Linked DNA regions of Homo sapiens: region 1 is linked to region 2. Evidence: chromatin loops called from intact Hi-C (ENCODE). Cell type or tissue: IMR-90. All regions are shown on one strand.

Region 1 (4,000 bases), 160 kb before region 2:
CCACATAGTTAAGTGAAGTTGGGCCCCTTTCTTACTATATGCAAAAATTAACTCAGAATGGTTCATACACCTAAATGTAAGAGCTAAAACTTTATAAACCTCTTAGAAGATATAGGAGCAAATGCTCATGACCTTGGGTTTGACAAACTTCTTAGGATACTGAAAGTAAAAGTAACCAAAGTTGAATTTCATTAAAATTTAAAATTTGTTCTTCAAATAACGTAAAGAAAGTGAAAAGATAACCCATAGGATGCAAGAAAATATTTGGGCTTTTTTTTGTTTGTTTGTTTGTTTGAGACAGAGTCTCCCTCTGTCATCTAGACTGGAGTGCAGCAGCACAATCTTGGCTTATTGCAATGCCACCTCCCAGGTTCAAGCAGTTCTTGTGCGTCAGCCTCCCAAGTAGTTGGGATTACAGGTGTGCACTACCACCGCCTGCTAATCTTTTTTTTTTTTTTTTTTTTTTTTGTATTTTTAGTAGAGACAAGGTTTGACCATGTTGGCCAGGCTGGTCTTGAACTCCTGACCTCAGGTGATCTGCCTGCCTCAGCCTCTCGAAGAAAATACTTGTAAATCATTGGTCTGCTAAGGGACTTGTGTCCAGGAGATAACAAAAAGATAATTTGCTATCAGAGAGGGCAAATCAAAATCACAATGAGATATCACATCTTATCCACTTGAATGGTTATAATAAAAAGATTAAGTTTAAGCAATGCTGTAGAGAAACTGGAACATTCTATTTCCCTTTTTAAAATGCACACTTCATTGATTTCCAGTGTGTTCAGAGTTACACAACCATCACTTACCAATACAGCTCTCGATGGGATTGTAAGATGGTGCAGGTGCTTTGGAAAAGTTTGGCAGTTCTACAAAAGGTTTTGCAGAGTTCCATTCATTGGTTTATATACCCAATAAAATGAAAACATGTACAAAAACTTATACATGTATTTTCATAACACTGTTATTCACAGTAGCTAACAAGTAGAAACAACCCATGTCCATCAGTGACTAAACAAAATGGTGGTGGACTATTCAGTGATAAAAAGGAATGCAATTCTGATAAATGCTGCATCATGGGTGAACTTTGAAAACATGCTAAGTGAAAGTCGAGCCACAAAAGACCACATATTAGTATGATTCCATACACAGGCATACCTTGTTTTATTGCACTTCACAGGGTTGTGTGTGTGTGTGTGTTTACACAACTTGAAGGTTTGTGGCAGCTCTGCATGAAACAATTCTTTTGGCACCATTTTCCCAGCAGCTCATTTCATTTCTCTGCTACATTTGGTAATTCTCGTGCTTTCAGACTCTTTCATTATATCTTTTACAGTGATCTGTGATCAGTTTTATTAGGGTGGTCTGGAACGAAACCCACACATCTGAATAATGCTTATCTATGAAATGCCCAGAATAGGCAAATCTATAGAGACAAAAAGCAAATTAGTTAGTAGTAGCCTAGGGCCGGGGAGTTTGGGGGAGTGACTGTTAATGAGTACACTTTCTTTTGGGGGTAATGAAAATGTTCTAAAATTGATAAGTGATGGTTGCATAGCTCTGAACACACTGGAAACCATTGAAGTGTGTATTTTAAATAGGGAAATAGAATGTGAATTATATCTCTAAGGTGTTACAGTTAATGGAAGCCTTTCACCTTATCGTGATACTGTATTTCCTCAGTGCTGAGATGTGCTTTTTAAGGCTAGGCTTGGCTGCTCACTCCTGGGATCCCAGCACTTTGGAAGGCCAAGGCAGGAGGATTGCTTGAGCCCAGGAATTCTAGACCAGCCTGGGCAACATAGTGAAAACCTGTCTCTACAAAATGTATATTTTTAATTAGCGGGGCATAGTAGCATGGGCCTGTAGTCCCAGCTACTCAGGAGACTGAAGTGGGAGGATCACTTGAGCCCGGGGGGTCGTCAAGGCTGCAGTGAGCCAAGATTGTGCCACTGCACTCTAGCCTAGGTAACAGAATGAGACCCTATCTCAAAAAAAAAAAAAAAAAAAAAAAAAAAAATATATATATATATATATATATATATATATACACACACACACACACACACACATTTATCAGGAAGATAGATGTGATGCTAGCTTTTACATCTCTCTGTGTAATTGTTCAGGAACTGCATCAGTGCTAATCTGGGGGTTTTTGTTTTGGTCAAGATTTCATGGAACATCAGAAGTAGAACATACATTGAGACCAACTATTCTAAATCCTCCATTTTATGGTCTTAAATGTCAGTCTGGCAAAATTCAGAGAAAACATTTCCCAGTAGGAGACTGCAGCTGGGAAGAAGGTGGTGCCAGCAGCAGCTTGTAAGGATATAAAGAGAAGGATCAGAAGAGCTGGCTCTTATTTCCTACTGGAGGAAAAGATACCGCTTTTGGTGACAAGCTGCATGCTTTAGCAGTGACTTTATTTTTCCTTCACCACAAACCAGACTTGTGCTATTTCCAGCCTCAGCACATTATTTAGGCACTTCCCCACTGCATTGTTTTCGTTTCTGAAATTGTATCACATTCCCTAAATTGAATCCAACTTTTAATGTAGTGCCCTTCAGACAGACACGTTTTACATTCACCTGTTTTGTGTCTTTCTTGGCTTAAACCACCTAAGATTAGGGCCCGATACATTCTTGACAACATCCATCATTTTATAGGTGCTTCATTTATATATTAACAAACAACCGGAATGCTTCAGAGATTTTTCGCATCAGATCAGACCTTGCTGTTTTTGATGTTTGACCCTATCTTCTGGCCGGGTGCAGTGGCTCACACCTGTATCACACCTGTAATCCCAACACTTTGGGAGGCCAAGGCAGGTGGATCACTTGAGGCCAGGATTCGAGACCAGCCTGGCCAACATGGTGAAACCCTGTCTCTACTAAAAATAAAAAAATTAGCTGGGCGTGGTGGCGCGTGCCTGTACTCCCAGCTACTCGAGGTTGAGGTGGGAGAATTGCTTGAACCTGGGAGGTGGAGGTTGTAGTGAGCCAAGATCGCGCCACTGCATTCCAGCCTGGGTGACAGAGTGAGACCCTGTCTCCAAAAAAAAAAAAAAAAAGACTGTATCTTCTGTCCTGCTTCAGCATATTTTATAACCCTGTCTTCCATTTCTATTCTACCCCCTTCCATGCTGCTGCATTTTTCCACAATGCATATTTTAATTTTAAATTATTCCTTTTCTCCTTTTCTTAAAGGCAGATGATTTCCTTTGGATTCTCGCTCTTTCTCTCTTTTGCATGCAGACATATGGAGAACTAAAGAAAGTATTAAGGAAAAGATTGTTTAAATTTATTTGAAATTTGCTTCTCTGTGAATTCCATCTTGAAATTTAAACTCACAGGGCAAGCCCATGTGTCTCCTAATCAACAACGAGGAAATGGTAGTTAGGTAAGACTGTATAAGACATTTAAGTAGATGATAGTGGAAAAGGGAAGAGAGGAAGTCAGAGGAATCAGGAAGGATGAGATGTCTATCTCCAGTGACTAGTGGTGTCATTAGAGAAGAGCCCATATATTAAGTAAGCCCTTATCTTGGTAAGTGCTTTACTTATCTGCTTATTCCTTACAATACTTTTTTTTTTTTTTTTTTAACAGAGTCTAGCTCTGTGGGCCAGGCTGGAGTGCAGTGGCGTGATCTCAGCTCACTGCAACCTCCGCCTCCCAGGTTCAAGCAATTCTCATGTCGCAGCCTCCAGAGTAGCTGGGATAACAGAGCTAAATGACTGCATCTGGCCTCCAACCCTTTATTAAGATAGGTATTTTGTCTGTTATGCTGATGAGGAACCTTAATGCTCAGAGATATTAAGAAGCTTGCGTAAGGCCACATACATAATTAAATACCAGAGCAGAAATTCCAGGGAATGCCTGTACTCTTTCCATTATGTATTTTTGTTCATTAACCTAGGTAGGGGGCATAGAAATTCTGAGTTTGAGAGGCATGTGGAAGGAAGTATATTTGGTTTGGTTTTGGACCTATTGAAGTTCCTGTG
Region 2 (4,000 bases):
TCACATCCTCAAAAAATGCAGCAGGGAAAAACCAACAGGTAGATATACTCAACAAAATACTGTCTATCACAAGAACCTATGTACTTTAAAGCAGTAACTGGCTAAATTTAGAAGCTGTCCAAAATTGTATCAGTAGCTACACCTATTTCTTCAAATTATGAAAACTTGTGTAGATTATTTTATCTTCCATTTTAAACTATTTTTAGTAATAACTGCTTAGAATGTGTGGCTCTTTTGCATTTCCTAAGAAGCTCAAAAACTGCACAAAATAATGTAATTCAGATAACTTACCCTCTTATGCCCACCTAACCTCACTGCCAGAGAGAGAATTATATTGATGATGATCTCTTAACTTGCACTGCCTTCAGGAAAATTCAAGTAAATATAATAAATGTAGTCACCCAATCAGAGAATCAACTTCCAACAAGAAGTCTCTCTGGCTTCTTCCTCAATTCTTCAGTAAATCATTCTCCCCACCCTAGCACAGTCCACCAGACAGACAATCTCTAATGAATGTCCTGCATCAAAACAAAACAATGGGCCTAACACAATTTAGAGTTTTTCCCTACTTAAAACTATTAGGAAAAGCAGGAAAATCCAACATACAAGCAACACATTAAGAAATGCCCATCCAAGAGTTCTTACTAGCAACTGCTACCAGTGCTTCTATATCCAATCTCCTCTATGTGCCGGTGCAGCACTAAGGAAACAGTACCCCAATAACATGGCCACATGCATTGCTTACTGCTCTAAGTGAGGCACTGCCCAGTTTTCTCTATTTCTAACGTTAGAAACACTGCTACTCCCTTATTTTTATCATTTCCCAAACAAAAACTGAGGTTTTTGTCATCCTTTCTCTTTGTAAAATGAAACAATTTAACACAACACCTAATGAAAATGAACTAAAGCTCTTTATGCCAAAGTTTAAGATATGCTGGTTACTAAGCTACTCATAAAATGCTACTTTAAATTGTTCTGTATCATCTCCCACCCTACAAGTATTATGAGAAACAGTCCTTTAACATACTAGGTCTCCTAGCTAACAAAAACCTCACATGCATGAAAAAGCATACTGGTTTTTGATGATGATGATGATGATGATGATGAGATGATGATCTCACTCTAATTTTACTGGTGCAAAAATATTAACATTGTAAGTCATGCAAACTTACCCCTTTAATGATATAATATGCAGGTAAGTACCATTTAAAAAATACTTTCAAAACTAGAAATCTATGCTGAAAAATACTGCTTTCTCATTGCAGTATAATCTTTGCAGGCCAGAATTCCAAGCAAGAACAATCATCTTGGAAAAGATAAACATTTATATAATATAAACATTAGGCATTCTCTTGACCTAATACTACATCCAGCAAATAGTAAATAACCATATAAATTTAAAATGAATAGTCCTAAATCAGCAGTGGAACACTAAATTTTATGGTCACTTACCTGAACCTCACTTGTCCTCTGTTTAATAGTATCTTCCTTCTCCTTAAGGTCCTGTTCCACATTATTCTTTTCCCTAGAAGACCAGCAAACAATGCAAGAATATTTTAGAACATCAGCTACAGCTGGTATGGTTATCCATCCTCCTAATCCTGAATCGCTTTTTAAATACATAGTGAAACATTCAATTTTTAAATGAAGGGCAGATTTTTCTACCCTCTTTCAATTATTTATGAAATAAAAATCAATATAAGCTCCATTTGTAAAAAAAAAATTGCTTTCTCACTAAAATGTGGTGAAAAGAGGATAGATTAAAAAAGGAAGAGGAGAAAAATAATCAATGAAACACTCAGGTTTCACTGATGTCACTGTTGCTATGGAAATAGTGTCCAATGAAAATTGCTGGTAAAGAAAAGGAGGGGTTGCATCAGCTCTGTAAGGTTAACCCTTAGGTACCACTGTCAAATTAAATGAAAATGGCTAATAAAAACAGTCAACAATACTAAGGAAAAAGACATTTACTGAAGTGTTAATTTCCCCTTAAATCACTGGTGTGCATCAATTTTAGAATGAAACAACAGAGAAAATGGGAAAGATTATTAATACACAGGCAATTTGCTCTATCAAAAATTACATCTCAAAAAAAGCTATTTTAGGACCATATATCAAATCCAATTGATCAAATATACAAACAGTATATATAAAGTAAAAAAAGAACCACAGCAGCATTTATCTCTTCTGCTCTTCAAATCAAACATGCTGGGCTCCGCTTTTACTTTGAAACATCGTTACCTAAATTCTTATATGCTTTAATCAGGCCTGAGTGGCTATGAACGAATCCCAAGCAACCTTAGATTCAGAATTGCAAAATAAAGCTGTCACTTTTGATGTAACAATTTAACTGCCCATTTGTAGTTGTACTGAAATCATGCGTGCACACGCACACACAAACACACACACCTCCCTTCACTTTCTTTTCTACAAAATGAGAGAAAAAGCTCAAAGAATTCTGCAGCAGTACATTTCTGGGGTCGCAGGGAAAGGTAAAAGGCGGCAACATGGAGAAGGGAAGACAGCATTTAACAAGTCCTCCAGATTAGTATAGCCAAGTTTCTCCTTCGAGCTTCAAGACTACATTTCAGTTTCCATCTCAGACATAACCCAAAATGTAAGCTCAGGCTCCATTTAGCTCCAGCATAAAGGAAAGTGAGAAAATTATACCAAAGCAGATACTTAAGGGACAACTGCATGCTTCATTTATATTTCTCACCTTCTTGAGGTGAGATTTTAAATGTAGACAAAAATCAACTGTTTTGGATACGTAGGCACAATGTTCTTAAGATGTCTATGGAAGAAAGCATACAAATAAAGCTATTTGTACACTGTTACTTTTAAACATTTGAGATGGCCAAGGAGCTCACTAACCGTTTGTCAGATGGGTCGCAATGTGGGTCGCGATGTTGTGATTTTAAACAGTCCCTTACCATGAGAATCATTGTTGCAGCCCGATCCTTCCATACCTCAACCTATTTATCATGCAAAGACCATCCCCCACCTCCAACCCTTATATAAATTAAGCAAATTCAAGAAATACAAAAACACGGGGAAAAATTTCTGAAAATACCCAACAAATTCTGCAAGCTCAATCTTGGAAATTTTCTTTCCTCCTTATGTGAGCAGATGAATGTTTTCAGTCTTGCTGCAGCATGTTAGAGATAAGTCACATGAAAATCTAGCACCCTCCCCCCATCCCAAATCCTCAGAGGCATTCCACACAAGGTCAGTATCAACTCAGCTCCTGGTTTCTGAAAGTAGATAATAACAAAAATAGAAAACACTACAGTGTCACAGATCAGCAGTGCACACATTTGTACTGAATTCTTTCTGCTCTGCTGCTAACTGCTGTCACTGACAGTGTCTGCTCAGATCAAGTGTGCATGCAGGAAAACAGGGCTACAAGAAGCCAGTGAGCTGACTCAAAGTAGCCAAGGCAGAAAGATGGGAGAGCAAAGGAAGGAAGCTCACTTGGTGAAAATCCAAAACAGATTACAAAGGACTCAGCTCTAAACAGCAAACACAGTCTATGTTTGGGTAAAATGGAGGAAGCTTGAGGACTACAAATTTCTCTTCATAATTTGGGGTCTATGGGGGAGGAAGAGGAAGGGGAGGAAAGGATGGTGTTATCTCTAATCATATCCTGAAGACCATTCCCAACTAAAAAAAAAATATGGAGATCTTTAGGCATTAATTCCTCTTAGTAAGAAGATCAATTAAATTTAACTTTTGATTCATGTTTATCTAATAAAATTCTGGTCTTACAATATTCCTTTTATTAGCACAACCAAGTAGTATAACATATATTGCTAAACAGAAAACTTAAAAAGAATTAAATGTTCAATTATATCACTTTCTATTAAAAAAATTATGACTGAAAACTTGTCCTGTATATCAGACTGAAAATCAAGTAATTTTCTTGACCTAGTTTACAGTTTCAGAGATGCTCAAATGTTATTCTGTTGTCTTGCAATGATTCTTAACCTTTATAACTATT

Evidence for each region. Peaks named below come from ENCODE experiments on the same cell type or tissue, not always from the same donor. Only the 100,000 strongest peaks of a DNase experiment are listed, where the experiment ranks them.
Region 1: a loop joins it to region 2, with 2.1 times the contacts of the local background. A loop is called at or near these places in 2 of 110 quality-filtered maps.

The regions. Positions count from the first base shown.
Region 1 is chr1:51,262,272-51,266,271 of GRCh38, forward strand. All of the region lies in intron 1 of RNF11 (ring finger protein 11), which reads left to right. Among named protein-coding and RNA genes, the nearest start is that of RNF11, 28 kb to the left of the region's middle. RefSeq lists a silencer at 3,286-3,580. In IMR-90, no CTCF peak of the experiment used is centred here; a DNase peak (open chromatin) is centred at 2,370.
Region 2 is chr1:51,420,334-51,424,333 of GRCh38, forward strand. It overlaps EPS15 (epidermal growth factor receptor pathway substrate 15), which reads right to left. Exons shown (of 25, transcript NM_001981.3): 13 at 1,453-1,525. Among named protein-coding and RNA genes, the nearest start is that of TTC39A, 92 kb to the left of the region's middle. In IMR-90, no CTCF peak of the experiment used is centred here; a DNase peak (open chromatin) is centred at 1,848; H3K4me3 peaks cover 395 bases; H3K27ac peaks cover 1,024 bases.